2 separate regions of the Mus musculus genome follow, and region 2 is linked to region 1. The links are chromatin loops, found by intact Hi-C in ENCODE. Cell type or tissue: heart. All regions are shown on one strand. Links, peaks and the distances in the headings refer to the core of each region. The heading gives the core; the rest is flanking DNA.

Region 1 (8,650 bases), core at 651-8,650:
TGCGGCTCTCACTGATACAGCCCAGGAGCATGATTGACAGGTAGTCAGGACGTGCGTAGGAAGGAGGAGTCTCTTTGCATGCAGAAGTATTGAAAGCTTGGGTAGTTAACGATGGACATGTTACATTTTCAATTCAGTGTTGATGCAGTGCGATATGTTTTGTGATGCTCTGGGATCTCTCTGGTTTTTTTGTACCTGAGTCTCACAAGTTTGGTGAGGAGGTCCAGTGTTGGAATGGGAAGCCAAGGACAGGTCTGTCTCTCAAAGTCAGAATGAAGAAACGATCTCTCAGATTCCTAGCTTGTCTGGACCCGGATGCAAAAAAAAAAAAAAAAAAAAAAAAACATATAGGGGAGATTGTGCTGGAAAGATCTCCTCCATGAGTGGCCGTGCAGTCTGTGGTTCATCTCTCCATCATCTGCTTGGCCCTTTTTCAGGTGAGCCGGAACTTTGAGCTGGTTGGCCGGGTGAACTTGGATCAGCTGGAACAGATGAAGGAGAAGATTGAGAGTTCCAGCAGCGAGGACGAGGACAAGGACGACGAAATGAGCAGCAAGGCTGAGGACAGAGGTTAGTCTTACCCTGCTCTCCGAGTCCCAGATGGCACCCAGAATGTCCACAGTGAGACAGAAGGGGGAGGCAGGAGGCTGCTGTGGGAAGAACAGAAGGAAGGATCCTTCTTGGTTAAGCAGCAGAACAGACTGGCTTAGGCACCATCAGGGGCCCTGTCTTTACAAACTATTACCAGCTATAGAAACTCCAAGGAAAACAGATATTTCCTTTCCAATTATAGATGTATGTGTGCTAAGAAAAAATATATATATATATATGGTTCCTAGCAAGGAAAACTAGTGTCTGAGGAGCCTTCAGGATGCAGACAGCAAGGAGCAAGATGAATGGCATGGTAGTGCTATCGAGGAATGAGTTTGAACTTGGATTGCTGCTGGGGTCATAGTGAGAGCCGGTAATGAACTTGGACATTATACATGTCCCCCCTGCAGGGCCATTTCCTTAGCCCCTTAGGGCTCTGTTTTCACTCTGCCAAGAGGAAGAGACAGTGTCTCACCCTCTCCTGTATTTGCAAAAAACACCAGCGAAGGTTTTATCGACATTTTGAACTATTGCTCCAACCCTGCCTCTCTCCCATTATTCTAAGATAAGAAGACTCCAAAATGTGTTTAATTGCAGAAAGCATGTGTGTGTGATCTAGAGACTTATCCTTGTTTATTCTTTATAGAATACTGTGGGCATCTCAGAGTATATAAAAGCACAGGTTGAGATGGGGAGTGGAAGGGCTGGAGAGAGGAGGGCCCAGCAGCTCAGAGTGCTTGCTCCTCTTAAGAACCTGAGCTCCGTCCCCGGCACCCATTTCCGTCAGCTCACAACCACCTGTAACTCCAGTTCTGAGAGATCAGACTCTTTCCTCTGGCATGCCCACACCCACACACATACTCAAAATTAAAAAGAAAGAATATAAGTTGGTATATGTTCCTTAAGTTACTGCAGGTTGAGCAAAATAGTTCACGCATTGATACTGTAAATATGAGCGAAACGCATAATAGCCACTACCATTGTAGGGATGAGAAGAATAGTATTAGCGGCCACTGCCGAGCCTCGTTTCTTTAGTCCTGTAATACGAAGGGTTCTGAAGCTACCCCACTGGATCTTGGCCCCCAGGACTTTGCTTTCTGTCTTTGTGAGTTCACCAGCTCTCAAATAATAGTGACAGTGACAATGATAATAGCAGTGTCTGTCTCCTAGGGTGATCAATGTATAGATTTTTAACTTAAAAGCTTCTGGCGTAAAACTTTGGTATTTTCTTTAGTTTTAGTTGACAGGTTTAAAAAAATGTGTGTATTTATGATTTAAAATAGGTGCACATTGCAGAATGGCCAAATGAAGTTAGTTAACATTTTTTCCTCACTTATCTTAGGGAATAAGATCTTAATCAACTGAGCAATTTAAAACTGCAGTAGCATTATTGGTTATAGTCATCACGCCACACAATTGATCTCCTAAACTCACTCATTCTTCCTATCTGCCTGAAATTTAATGTCCTTTGAGCAGTATGTCCCCAGGACCCCAACCTTGGGCTTTGGAAATGTCCACTCCAACAAAAATGTCCATTCCACAGTCTGAATCACTGAATTTGACTGAGGCTTCACATGGAGTGAAATAAATTGGTATTTGCATTTATGCCTGGTTCATTTCCTTCAACATATAATCCTCATCCATGTTGTCACAAATGACAGGAGTTCTTGTCTTAAAGTGGAATGGTATAAATGATATGCCAGTGGGCATCATGTCATGTTTTCTGTATCCCTTCATCGACAACTGGCCACTCAAATGAGTTCTATGTCTTTGCTGTTGTGAATAATGCTGAGATGAACCCTGGACATCTCTTGGTGATATTCCCTTCATTCATTTCATTGTCTTTGTGTGTTGACTCAGCAGTGAGATTGCTGAGAAACTTACATACAGTATTCCATAATGGCTGCCCAAATTTGCTACTAGTCCACAGCATTGTTCTTTCTTTACCTTCCCCAACACTTGTTCTCTTTCCTCCTTTAGGTAATGGACACTCTAACTGCTATGGGGCAGTACTTAAGGTTGGAATTTGCATTCCCCCCTTGTTCAGGATGTGGAGTGCCATTATATTGCTGATGTCTGTTTGCTTATCTTCTGAGACATGCTTATACAGAGCCTGTGTCCATTTCTTAATTGGGGAAATTGTTCACTCAATTATTGACTGAGTTGGTTGACTTCTTCATAGGACCCGGATGCTGACCCTGTGACCAGTGTGTGGTCTACAGATTCTCCTCCTCTTCTGTGGCTTGCCTTTTCTTTCTGACGTTTCCTTGGCAGAACAGAAACTTTCCAGCTGGATTCAGCTAGCATTTGCCTATTTTTTTCTTCCGTTACATGTGATTTGGGGGGTCATGTAAAAAACTTTAAAGAGAAAATCATGGACAACCGGTGTCCTGGAGATTTCCCCCGAGTTTTCCTCCAGCAACTTTTGTGGTTTTAGGACCTATGTTTCAATCTCTTACTGATTTGGAGTTGATTGTTTTTCCATCTGGGAGGTCAGGATCTAGTTTCTTTCTTCTGCCTGTGGTGCCTGATAGTGATATTGGCAACTTTCTCAAAGCTCAATTGACTGAGAGAGTGTTCCTATTCCATTGCTCCATGAAACTGATTCTAGGTTACTGTCAAGCTGTTTTGGTGACCTTGTCTTTCCTTAAGTATCTTAAAGTCACGGAATGGAGTGCCTCGAACTTCTTATCGTGTTCACTCTAGGTTGTTATGGCTATATGGGGTCTTTTCTAGTTACCTTGACGTTACAATGGAAAGCGAAGGGTAGATGTAACTCAGTGATAAAATTCTTGCCTGTGGTGTGAGAGGCCGTGGATTTTAAGAGTGCCAAAAACATTAATTAAATGGCATGGCATCCAAGACATGGACCTAATAAATAAGAGTTCTGACAAACTTAAAACCTATCTAAAGTAAGGTAAGAAGATAGATAATAAACCCACTGAAGGGTAAATCTCAGTCTTGTTGTTCCAGAGCAGATCTCTTAACACTACACACATCTTCAACCCCTTAGAGTGCTAACGTGTTCTTTTTTTAAAGAGACGCTAGTCATGAAATGCACTAGCCCTTGGGCTAGACTAAGGCCCCATGGCAGAATATCTAGCAGACCTGAGCAGGTCTTCCTGAGGCCATTTTCTTCTGTGGTTTTTTTTGTCCCTACCCTCCCACTGTGATAATCAAGGGATCTAGTTGGGTCCTTCAATCTCCAACTAACATAGAGAGCCAAGGCTTACAGCCAAAACGTGCTAACTTGTCAAAAGCTGCTTGCTGTGGTCAACCTGCAAGACTGCATAAAACAAAAGCCTCTCCTGTAGGTTGACTCAGGGCCATTTCTTATAAGGGAAATGCTTGTGATCTCAGAAGTATGCCTTATTTCTTTTCCTTCCTTCCTTCCTTCCTTCCTTCCTTCCTTCCTTCCTTCCTTCCTTCCTTCCTTCCTTCCTTCCTTCCTTCTTTCCTTCTTTTTTTTTTAACCTTTTAACAAATATGTTCTTCACAACAAATCCTTAACATCTCTTCACTGTTTTGGCTGTCCTCAGGGAGAGGGAGACAGGATGCTTCTGAGTGAGTCTACAAAAGCTTCTTTTTCTTCCTGGTACTCGGGCTCTGCTTGTCCCTCTTGATGAGATAAAAGATTCCTTCTTGGATATTTTGACTTTCTTCATGTCTAAGGCTACGCCTAGGCTATTTCTGAAGCCATCAGCATTCCAGAGCCCTCCATTTCCCAATGCTCTCCCCCAAAACAAATAAAACAAGCTTAGGCCATGAGAAAACACCGCGTCTGAAATATGTGAGGTAGCAAGCACATCTTCCTGCTTGTCCAGCTTGATCTCAGTCTATCCACTGGGCTTTCGGCTTCACACGAGATGGAATTAGGGCGAACAGCCTGGCTTCTACTTCCCTCTGAAAGTGTCATGTCTACATCCAGAGACCTAAACAAAAGAAGAAAAACTCCTCCTTGGGTAGACAAGTTGTGTATGAGGGACTGACTTGAGTACCTTGGGAATTGCAAGCTGAAACTGTCCCTTCCCTGTCACACATCCTTGCAAGAACGGTTCCCTTTGTCCTATCTCCTTCTCTTTGGAAACAACCTAGAATCAATCTTCCACCACCTCAGTAGATTGTTGCCAAGAAGACAGGGCCAACAATAGCCTGGGGTGTTTTTGCCAGACATCCTGGCTTCTGGCAGAGTGCACGAGGGGCTATTAGCTCAGCTCTCAGGCTGAGGGAGAGTGATTTGAGATGTGACAGGTAGACTGGCTTCTTCTGTGAGGATGAAGCTTAGCATGTGCCCTTGGAGACAATAGATGACCGGCTTCATGTTTCCTGAGGGCAGAGGATCAAGTACCAGCTCCATTCTCCTTGTGAATCATTTGGACGTTCATATAGACACCTTTGGTTGGGGAGTTCATGGCCTTCCTGTTCCCCAGTTCCTTCCCAGACATGAGAGCTGAGGACTGTACTCAGAATAGACACACAGCAAGATCAGCCTGGGAATTTCAGAGAGAAGCCACGCACGCACGAAGAAATTGAAAGGAACCCAAGCAGAACGCCGCCCACCCTGCCCCCTCTCATTATGCAACTAGGAGGAGTCAGGAAGGCATTCTGTTGATTTCTTGCCCAAGATAATCCCTGCTAAGGAATTAATGCGCAGACCAGATGGCGCTGTGTCATTTCCAGTGAAAAGAATCAAGGAAGATAGTCTGTGCAATTATTTTTAATGGCTTGTGTGGTGATCTTCTTAATTTGTGAGAGAATGCCTTGTCTTTTGTGAGAACTGGCCCTGTTCACGTAGCTTTCTTGTGAAGTGGATGAAGGCATCCCAGAGTCCTAGCTAATGTCTGGAAGATTTCATGAAATATGGGGCATTTCAATCAGAAGTTGTCTTCCTGTGACGTCTAATCTGCTGAGGGGCCCACGGTAATCAGAGATGAAAATGATCACGTTTCCCCAAGCTCCACCCTTTTTTCAGAACTGTGTAGTCTGCTACTTACTATCCGTGTGAAGACTTGGCCCTCAGTGGGCTAATGAAAGACATCTGGGCTTAGGACTAAGGACAGCACAAAGGCCACGTAAACCCTCATCTTTGAGCTTGCCAGGAGGTGTGGCTTATAAACAATTCGCTAGCCAATCCATGTGTATAAGGCCCCTCACATGTGGCAGCATCACAGGAGTGAAGAAAACAGCTAGACCAATATTTGCTGTGTACACCAGACCCATTCAGAAATGTCTGCGTATCCCAGTACTTGTGAATATCACCGGTTGAGAAATAAATACTGGGCGGTTGGCCAGGATCTGTCAGTGGCTGGGGACATGCTTGCTTTTCTTATCATTAGTTATTATTACATGTGTTTATTTATCGTATGTGTGAGAGAGTTGTACACGTGGAGGTCCAAGCACAATTTGCAGGAGTTGGTGGTTTTTGTCTCCCACTATGTGGGCTCCAGGGATCAAACTCCGGTCATGGAGCCTGGGAGCAGGCAACATTAATCTACTGAGACATCTCAATGTCCCAGACATGCTTTTATATAAGCTCCCGGCGGCCCAACCTCAGCGTTGCTTAGGGTACCACCCAGGAGGGTCTCTGCAGGGCTCCTATCCATCCGACAAAGGAGGTACACATGTTGTGATGCTTTGGCCTAACTTGAAATACGAAGAAGTCCTGTGGCCTACTCTGTAGAACCAGGTTGGGCGCTTTCTGTGGTCTATTTTCTTCTTAGTGAGCAGATAGCCCTGTTTCAAATTCACACTGAGTAGCTGCCGAGCTGTCAAGCCCTTGGTCAGACCCTGCAGAAGGGATGAGTTAATTAGAAAAGAGATGTAAAGGGTCTTAGAGTAAGCCAAGGAGCCTTTTCTGGCCAGAAGGAACCTGGGTTGTTGATGATAGCAGAAGTTGCATAAATAAGGAGACTTGTTGCATAATAAGTGACTGAAGCAGGACAGCTCCTATTCAGCTCTACTCTGGAAGTGTCCTTCAGAGAAGCCCAGAGTCAGTGGGGAGTCTGGCAGTACCTGCCAATGGCTTCCGGTTTAGCTTCCCAGGTAAGTCGGGAAATATTTTCCAGTGAATGCTGACTGATCCTCTCTAGATTTCCAGAAACACAAAGGAAATGCTGGTCTTTTCTCTCTGTTTGCAGAGCTGATGAGATTTGCAGACCGGGGGCCTGGTGTGAACACAGAGAAGCGATTTCCATGTGAATTCTGTGGACGGGCGTTCTCACAGGGCTCTGAGTGGGAAAGACACGTGTTGAGACACGGCATGTAAGTTGGGCACCAAGAAGACCTTTGTCCCAAGCGAGAGGGTGGGAGGAAGGCAAGAGTCCCCTAATAGTACAAAGAGCTCCTACCCCCACCACCTGGTATCACCTTACTGAGCATGGAGGGCAGGCAGTGAAGACTGAGAAAGCAGATTCCTCCTTCTTTGTTAATTTTTAAAATGACCATCCTGTCACATTCAAAGCCCCCAGACTGAAAGGTAGTGTGTCCCTTTTCTTTGCAATTGGATCTCGTTCTCTGAGAGAAATGTGGATGGTGGTCTGAATCTCTGGCTTCTGTGTGTGCCCACTTCTGTGAATGGCCCTGGGCATGCCAAGACTTACCTCAGAGACACAGCGCCATTCCATACCCGCCTCCCAGTAACTGAGAGCATGCCTGTCAGGTTCTGACCTAACCACTGTGAAAATCGAATTGTCCGTTTGCACAAAGAACCCTTCCTTAGTCCACCAGACAAGAGAACGAATGTGTGGTTTGTATGAGATAATGGCCATGCAGTGCCCACACCTCTGAGAACATAACTAAGTTTCTCAAGTCACAGTTGATGCCTGCAGGTTTTTAGCTTTTGTGTGTTTGAATGATTTATTAAAATAGACTTGACTAAAAAAAAAACTTCAATATCAGAGTTGTTCCTTTTGTCTTAATCCTTATTGGCCAATACCTTAGCTTCTGAGTTCAGCTGACAGATCTGAGTGTGAGACAGTTATATTAATTTGGAAACAAAACATGGCATAATCAAAGCACAGGACAAACACTGGATATTTTTAGGGGTCCCAGTCATCAGAAAGAGCTCTACACATAACAAATAGAAAGTCACCAGCAATTTAGTAATATACACACAGAATTCATTCACAGGAAACTTCAGTGCACTTTCAGGATCAGAGAGGAAAGAGAGATGAGTGTTTAATTTGATTAGAAAAAGCATGAGAAGCCAGGAAGATCATAAAATGCTTAGGGTTTCAGCTCCATGCCCAGAGTGCAGGTTAGTAAGCTGGGCATGATGCCGTGTGTCTGTAATCCCAGCTCTGGGGAGGCAGAGAGAGTTGTGCTTAGTAGGGACGCTAGCCTAGCGTGTTTGGAATGTCCTGAGATACTCTGTCTGAAATCACACACAGAAAAGATGACGATGTCTGAACTTAGGCTGGGCCTACAGGAGCGCATGCTCACCACTCCTGAGCCTCCCGCCTCCACCACTTAATTGCGGGAATGAGAGCCTTGTGCCACCACACCTGGCTTATCAGCATGTCTGCTGGTTTGCTTTTCCAGGTCATTGCATGATACCAACCAAGTGAGCAGGAACGAAATCCATACAAAGGAGATGGTGGAGGAGAGTATGCAGCTGCCCTCCATAGAGGCCAAGGAAGACGATGAGCCAATTGGGATAGACTTTCCCTTAAAGAGCGAAACAGTAACCATCTGTGTAGTGGCTGCCGACAAATCTCTCCTGGAGGATGCAGAGGCCAAAAACGAATAAGAGTTTGGTGAAATTCTTATCAAACCTTACTTGAACCGTGATGAAAATGTGGGCGGGCCGGCGTGGGCTGAGAAGGGAGGGGACAGACAGAGGAGAGAAGAAGACAGAACAAAGCTGCTTTTAGGACTGAACAATCTATTTTCAAAGCACTGGTACCTGTGTGAGTGAGTATGTAAATTAAAGTTATTTAAATGGTTGGAATATGTGGCTCCTTTCCTGTCACGACATCCTTCCTTCCGGATCTTCACCACGGAGATTTTCATCTGCTGCGGTTTGGGAAGTACCTCCCGTGGGCACGGTGGTCTCCGTGAC
Region 2 (8,325 bases), core at 1-8,000, 86 kb after region 1:
ACACAACCTCCAAGCCACACACTAGCAAAGACATAGTCTTCCACTCAGAGTATTATCGTTTTGAAATCGAGATCAAGTAAATATTCAAGTACCTTAATGAAAGACAACAAAAAGAATATAGAAAAACAAAAATCTTTTTTAAAAAATGAAATATTTTTTATTTAAAAATTGTCATATGTTTTTATGACATTGTTCCCCAGTTCCCAACCCAACTCTTCCCAGATTCTCTGCACATCAACTCTCTTACTCTCACTGTCTTGCTCTCAACATATAGATATAGATATAGATATAGATATAGATATAGATATAGATATAGATATAGATATAGATATAGATATAGATAGAGATAGAGATAGAGATAGAGATAGAGATAGAGATAGAGATAGAGATAGAGATAGACATAGACATAGACATAGACATAGACATAGACATAGACATAGACATAGACATAGACATAGACATAGACATAGACATAGACATAGACATAGACATAGACATAGACATAGACATAGACATAGATATAGATATATATCCCAAAAAATCAAAACAAATAAAAAAACTAGTAAAACAAAACAAAAGCTATACAAAAGCTATAAAGTTTGCTTTGTATTGGCCACCAGCTGACTACTTTTGGGTATGGGAGCCGCCCTGGATGTTGCTGACATAGCCAGAGATACTCCACTGGAGAAAACCTGATTTTGCCTGCAGCAGCCAGTATAAGTTGCAAGTAGCTTACTGGTTACTGGTCGAATTTTGCGTCTACTTCCTCTTCCCATCATGGAGAGTTTGTCCGTTTGACCTGTGCAGCTCTTGTGCATGTTGTCTCGGTCTTTGTGAGTTCACCTGGGTCTTACTTCTCTTCAGGGAACTAAAACCAGAAAATAAAATTCACTCTCATTGGGAATATATTAACAGCTACACCGACTGTAAATGATTTAAGTTTAGCAATTAAAATGCAGAAATGGCTAGACTTGATCAAATAACACAACCCAATTATACGCTACCTCAAAGAAACTCCTCTCAATTATATCAGGCAAGTGAGAGTAAAAGGAGCCAAATATTAATCCAAAGAAAACAGGAGCTGGTGTGTTCATATTAGAGTTTGGGACAAAAAAAAGCAGAGACAGAATGGGACACTATTTCATGGTAAAACTGTCAAGTTGCCAAGAAGACCACAGCCCTAAATTCATTAATTAAAACAACAGAAAAAGAAATAAAATAAAGACTAGAGAGGAGAGGTGGAGAGAGGGGAAGGGAGAGAGCATAGACTTGAAAATGTGTGAATTAAAACAGGCAAGACTAAGAGAAATAGACACATCAAGGCATGGTTATATTTAAAATTTCGAAGACCTTATTTCAACAGCAATAGAACAATTAGACAGAAAAACTGGTAATGTTAAAGAACAACAACCAATCCAACCAAACAGGAAACCCGAAACCAACTTCACAATCAACACACACATACACACAGACACACCTACACAGAGACACACACAGCCACATAGTCACCCACTGAGTCACAGACACACACACACACACACACTATTAACCAACAGAACCTACCGAAAACCAGTGTATACTATTTCCAAAGGCCAATGCAATATATTTCAAAATAGGCCACACTGTGCTTCAAAATAACCTAGACAAATTTAGAATGATTGAAATGATATGGGGTGTTTCCCAACCATAATGGAATGAAACACAAGTTAATAACTGAAAGACAACAGTAAAAATCTCCAAACGCATGAAACTAAACAATGTATTTCTAAGTTATTCACAGGTTAAATAAGTCTAAGGAGAAAAAAAAATAAATCATAGAACTAAAAAAAAAGTAAAAGTACAATACTCTAAAATATACAGGACACAATAACAGCTGCTCTGAGAGAGAACTATATATCACTATCTGCTTATGCTAGGAAGGAAGACAGGTAGCAAGATGGCTCAGCCATTTAAGCTCCCCCTCAAGGTAAAAGAAGAAGAAAAAGAAGAAGAGAAAATAAAATCAAAACAGGAGCTGAAGAGATAGCTCAGCTGTTAAGAGCACGGCTTAGTTAGGGTTTTATTGCTCTGAAGAGAACCATGACCAAGGCAACTCTTATAAAGGCAAACATTTCATTAGGGCTGGCTTACAGGTTCAGAGGTTCAGTCCATTATCATCACTGTGGGAAGCACGGCAGCATCCAGACAGACTGGAGAAGCTAATAGTTCTACATCTTTTTTGTTTGTTTGTTTGTTTGTTTGTTTGTTTGTTTTCGAGACAGGGTTTCTCTGTATAGCTCTGGCTGTCCTGGAACTTACTTTGTAGACCAGGCTGGCCTCAAACTCAGAAATCCACCTGCCTCTGCCTCCAAGTGCTGGGATTAAAGGCGTGCACCACCATGCCTGGCAAGAGTTTTACATCTTGAACTGAAAGTAGCAAAGAGACTCTCATTCCACACTGGGTGAAGGCTGAGCATAGGAGCCTCAAAGCCCATCCCCACAGTGACATACTTCCTTTATCAATGTCACGCCTCCTCCAATAATGGTACATACCTCCTAATAGGGCTATTTCCCATGGGTCAAGCACATTGCAACCACCACAGAGCACACACTATTCTTCCTGGACCCAAGCTTCTTTTCCCACATCTATGTCAGGCAGCTCCAGGGAACCTAGTGCTTCTAGTCTCCCTAGGCACTCGACCTCATGTATATAACACACTCCCACACATAATTAAAATAGCAAGATAAATCATTTTTTAAAAGTAGTAAAAAGAAATTGAGAAAGTGGGAACCAAATAATTATAAACAACAACAAAAAAGTCACGAAGAAGCACTGTCCCAAAGACGCTCCCATAAAACTGGCAATCCTCTGACAGCACCGATAATAAAAAGAAAACTGCCAATACTAGGATTAAACATTACGATAACTGAAGCAGCGATGTAGAGCTGTTATGAATAGCTTCACATACTTGATTGGACTATGGAAATGCACTGTGTGTAAGTCATGTATCTCTCCGGCTTGCCACCATGAAATACTTTTGCAATCCTGTAACTATGAAAGACATTGAGGTCATAGTCTTAAACTTTCCCCCAGAAGGAAATTTTCTTGTCCAGATAGTTTACTGAAAAATTCTAACACCTGTATAAAGAAAAAACAGTATCAGTCTTACATGGCCTTCAAGAAAACAGGAAGGGATCCCCCTCCAATCAGGGCACAAAGTACTGACTGTCCTGATACCCAAACCAGATGTAAGACAGAACAATAGCTCTTCCAGACACAGCTGACAAAGTCCTCAACAAAATGTTGGCAAACAGAATTCATCAATATATGAAAAGAATTATGTGCAATGAGCAAGTAGATTTATTCCAGGAACTATAAAGCGTTCTTAGGATTTGCTAATCAATACAGTGGACCACTTGAAATGGTTAAAGAAAAGTCATGAAACAGGAAAAGTGTTTTACAAAATCCAACTCTCGACTCATGACTAAAGAGACAAAGTGTAAGTAGTGTTGATGAGTTAGGATGTGTTCCAGCTTCCACGCTAACTGAGCTGTGGGTGTGGCTAGCTTGAGCTGAGTAAGAAGACCGATCTTCACCTAGTGGTGCCAGGTGGCCATTGAGAGGAGAAACCAAGGTTTGCATTGGCAACCTGGGAATTGGTGCTGGAAAAGAAAAATTAGGAAGGGCTTTCAATTCCCAGGTTTCTTAAGAACAGTATGGACTGTGAGAAATGCTCCAGGAATTGCCTTTGTGGAATCTGAGGATCCCAGAAATGCAGAAGATGCAGTTCGAGGACTGGATGGCAAGCTGATCTGTGGTCCTCCAGTAAGGATGAACTATCAACAAGAATGCTTCAGAGATCTCATTTTGTTAGGCACCTGACTAGCTCCCCTTGGATCCTAATGGTAGATGCCATGAGTGTGGTGAAAAGAGACATTATGCTTCTGACTATCATTGCTATAGCCATCCAAGAAGAAGCAGGGAAGGAAGAGTCAGGTTGCCTATCCATGGGAAGGTGGCACTCTCACACAGCAGAAGCCAGGGAAGGGGTCAACATCACCATCTCCTGGACAATACAGGTCTGAGTCTCTTTTAAGGTCTGGCTCAAGAACCAGGGGTATTTCATGTTCAAGAAGCAACCAACCAAAATTCATATCTCCAACACCTAAAAGGAGTCATTCCCCATCAGGAAGACCAGACAGAAGTGAAGCCCTGAAGGAATGGACTAAAGTTCTCATGTTCGCCCTTTTGAAAAGAGTTGTTTATATTCTTATAAGAGATTTGTTCTGTCTGTAAAATGTAACACAGGGAGGATCTTCAACCAGCTAATCAAAATGCATCTGGATTATTACTCTGTAAAATTCAGAGTAGTAAATTATATTGCTTTTGTTGAATGTATTGACATCTTCTGGTCTGAAAATGTGGGGTTTATCTGGAATATTTATCTAAACTGTTTCTAACTAAAAAAAAGGGGGGGTAAAATGTGATAGATACATACAATGGAATATTAGTCAGCCATAAAAAATACAATTACCCAATTTACAGGAAAGTGATCATTGGAACTGAAGATCATCATAGTAAGTGACTTCAGACAGACTCAGAGAAACAGAATGTAAGCTGTCATTCATATATACAATCTAGATATTTAAAAGAATATGAGATGTGAAAGTATAAGGGGCTATTTCAGAGAGGTGGAGAAATAATTGATGTATATGGTATATATGTTTGAAAATGTCAGAAGAAAGCCTACTTTTTATATGCATAATAACGATTAACTTAAAAAGCTGATAGACTTCCGGTCTCTAGCATGATGAGAAAGTAAAAATGTGCTATTGAAAAAAAAAAAACCCTAAAATGATTTTTAAAAAAATAACAGGGCTGGAGAGATGGCTCAGTGGTTAAGTGCACTGACTGCTCTTTCGAAGGTCCTGAGTTCAAATCCCAGCAACCACATGGTGGCTTACAACCATCAGTAAAGCTACAGTGTACTCATACACATTAAATAAATAAATAAATAAATAAATAAATAAATAAATAAATAAATCTTTAAAAAATAATAACAGGAAACAGCGCTTAGCAAACTAGGTATGAAAGGGATCTCTTCACATTGGTAAACAATCTGTACAAAATAGTTAACAGTATACATACTAAATGTTGAAGGCTGAGCAATTTCACCCATGAGAGAAGCAAGCCATGGACTTCTCTCTTATTTGATACAGTCCAATAAGAATGGATGAAACAAGTTAAGAAATGGAAATAGTGGGCGTTAGAGAGATGGCTCAGTGGTTAAGAGCACTGGCTGCTTGCTCTTCCAGTGAACCTGGGTTCGATTCCCAACACCTACATGGTGGCTCACAATAGTCTGTAACTCCAGTTCCAGGTGATCTGACACCCTCACACAGACATACATGCAGACGAAACACCAATGAACTTAAAACACAAACAAATAGTTTTTAAAACAAGAAATGGAAATAAAACTTAGAGCAGCTGGAAGAGTAAAACTGTCCATATTTGTAGATAACACAGTAGTTCATGTAGAAAACTCGATAGACCTGCCTTCCTGAATCTCAGAGCTGATGCATGTAAAAGTCACCAGCATTTATGTACGTATCTTGAAGATTTACTTTTATTTATTTATTTATTTATTTATTTATTTATTTATTTATTTATTTATTTATTTATTTAGGATGACTTCCTGTGTGTACTTATGTGCATCATAGGTATGCCTAGTGCCGGAGGAGGTCAGAAGATGGTGTCAAATCCTTTAGAGCTGGAGTTGCAGACAACTGTGAGCCACCATGTGCTTGCTGCGGGGAGTGGAACCCAGGTCCTCTGTGAGAGCAGTGAGTGATCTTAGCCACAGAGTCATGGCTCCAGGCCTCTTTGTAAAATTTTTGTTTTGTGTGTGTGTGTGTGTGTGTGTGTGTGTGTGTGTGTGTGTGTGTGTGTGTGTGTGTGTGAAGACAGGATCTCACTAGCCCTGGATGGCTTGGAATTCAGCTGTGTAGACCAGGATGGCTTTGAACTCAAGAGATCCACCTGCTTCTGCCTCCCGAGTGTTGGGATTAAAGATGTGCTCTACCTTCCTTCCAGCAGCTGGACCTGGGATTGATCTCTGGAGATCAGGCTTGGGGGCAATCACCTTTTCCCACTGAGCCATTCTACCAGCCTTTCACCTGCATTTCTAGACATTAATTATGAACACATAGACATTGAACTTCCAGGTGAAGTATCCCTCAAGTTGCTCAAAACTATTTAGGTAAATCCAACAGAACATATGCAGGACTTGTGCCTGAAAATGCACTTTGGTGACAAATATTAAAAAGGATACAAATAAATGGGTCACGCCTTAGAGGGCTCAGCATGGCTAAGAAGTTCATTCACCAGGTCTACACTGCCTTAACACAATCCTCTCCAAAACCTCAGTAAGGCTATTTTGTGGAGACAGAAAACTCTCCAATACATATATATACATAGCCCTGACTCGCCTATAACTTGCTATGTAAGCTGGCTTTAAACAGAGATACACCTGCCTCTGTCTCTGTTAGGATTAAAAGTGAGTACCATCATGACCTTCTAGGTTTTTCAATAAATATTGTTCAAGCCACTGGATAACCAGGAACCAAAATTAAATAAAACTTAAGGTTCATACATAATACTGCAATTAAAACAAAATTGATCATAAGTTTAAAAGTAAAATGTAAAACCACAAAGCCTTCAGGGGAAAAAAATGAGAGAAAAATCTTTGGCGTCTGGGGTTAAGTAGCACCTTGGGGATGTGAAGTTCAAAGAATACTCTGAGGAAGGAATGGAGGATGAGCTGAGCTTTAGGGAGCTGAGAACTCCGATCCCAAGGGTAGACAACTAAGACACATTGAAAGAAAGAAAATCATTGCCTGACAAAGAGCTACCTAGAATATTCAAAACTCAACAGTAAAGACCAAAAAAAAAAAAAAAAAAAAAAAAGGATTCAATTATAAAATTGGCAGGAAACATAGAAAGACATTTCAGCGCAGTGGGTTCACAGATGGAAAATATGCACATGGCGGGTGCTCAACACCATTAGCTGTTAGAGAAATACAAATTAAAGCTGCAGCTAGGAGCCCCACACACCTACCAGGACAGCGACGGTGAAAAGCAGACAAGACCAAATGGTCGCAAGGAGGAGAGAAGTACATATTGTTGGTGGAAATATAAGCTGGCAAGCCACTCTCGATGACTTTGGCACTTAAAAAAAAAAGAAAGGAAACATAAAATACCATATGACCCAGAAACTGTACTCCCAGGCACTTAGCCCAGAGAAATGAAGACGTGGACTGATACAGAGATCTCTCTGCACATGTCCTGGTTAGATTTTTTGTCAACATGACACAAAACTAGAGTCATTTGAGAGAAAAGGAGACTTCAACTGAGAAAAATGTCCCCACCAGATTGGCCTATGGGCAAGCCTGTGGGGGTTGAGGTGGGAAGGCCCAGCTCACTGTGGGTGGTGGTGTCACCCATGGACAGGCCCTGGGTTGTATGAGAAAGCAGGCTGAGCAAGTTACCAGGAGAGAGCAAGGCAACAAGCAGAACTCTTCCCTGGTCTTTGCTTCAGCTCCTGCCGTGTTGCTTCCCTGACTTCCCTTCGTGATGAACTGTTAGTGGGACAAACCTTTCTCTACCCAAGTTGCTTTTGGTCATGGTGTTTTATGACAGCAATAGGAAATCCTAGCGAAGACAGTACAGTCATAATAACCAAAGATTAGAAACAACTTTCATGTCCCTGAATGGACGGATGGTTAAAAAGCTGCGGTACACTCATATCTTGGGATCTAACTGAGACATGATCAAATCTACTGGCACTGGCTGCAACGGGATGAGTCTAAGGAGAATTACCTTGTATGAAAAGAACCAACTTGAAAAGTTACCCATTGTTTGATTCTATTTATATAAGTCTTGAAATGACAAAATTATAGAAATGGAGAACAGGTGCGTGGGTGGCTGTTAGGGATGAGGGGAGGTAGGAAAGTGTGTGTGTGTGTGTGCTCGCGCATGTGCACATCATGTGCCTACATGCCTCCACCACAGAGCATGAAGAACCCTTGTGAAAAGTCTTGCCTAGATGACTCTCAGTATCCTAAAGAGTATGTATGGTGTTGGTGTGCTAGTATTTTCACTATTTTACCAATGAAATGGAAGGTTCTTTCTGCACAATTTCTTGCAAGTAGATGTTATTTCTACAACTTTATAAAAACTAAAGCTTTATTTAAAAAAAACAAAACAAACAAACCAACTAAAAATAACAAAATAAATAAATAACAAAACAAAATAAATAAATAAATAACAAAACAAAATAACCCTGA

What was found. A loop is a pair of places that touch in the nucleus more often than their neighbours do. Peaks named below come from ENCODE experiments on the same cell type or tissue, not always from the same donor. Only the 100,000 strongest peaks of a DNase experiment are listed, where the experiment ranks them.
Region 2: it touches region 1 in a loop (2.0-fold over the local background); 2 of 42 quality-filtered maps call a loop at or near these places.

Annotation. Positions count from the first base shown.
Region 1 is chr4:55,072,536-55,081,185 of GRCm38, forward strand. It overlaps Zfp462 (zinc finger protein 462), which reads left to right. Exons shown (of 13, transcript NM_172867.3): 11 at 438-570; 12 at 6,729-6,852; 13 at 8,131-8,650. The coding sequence ends at 8,338. Among named protein-coding and RNA genes, the nearest start is that of Gm42289, 7.7 kb to the left of the region's middle. In heart, for the core only: no CTCF peak of the experiment used is centred there; DNase peaks (open chromatin) are centred at 4,776, 5,086 and 5,606; H3K27ac peaks cover 386 bases.
Region 2 is chr4:55,159,408-55,167,732 of GRCm38, forward strand. It overlaps the pseudogene Gm12509. Among named protein-coding and RNA genes, the nearest start is that of Gm12514, 24 kb to the left of the region's middle. In heart, for the core only: a CTCF peak has its summit at 3,588; no DNase peak of the experiment used is centred there.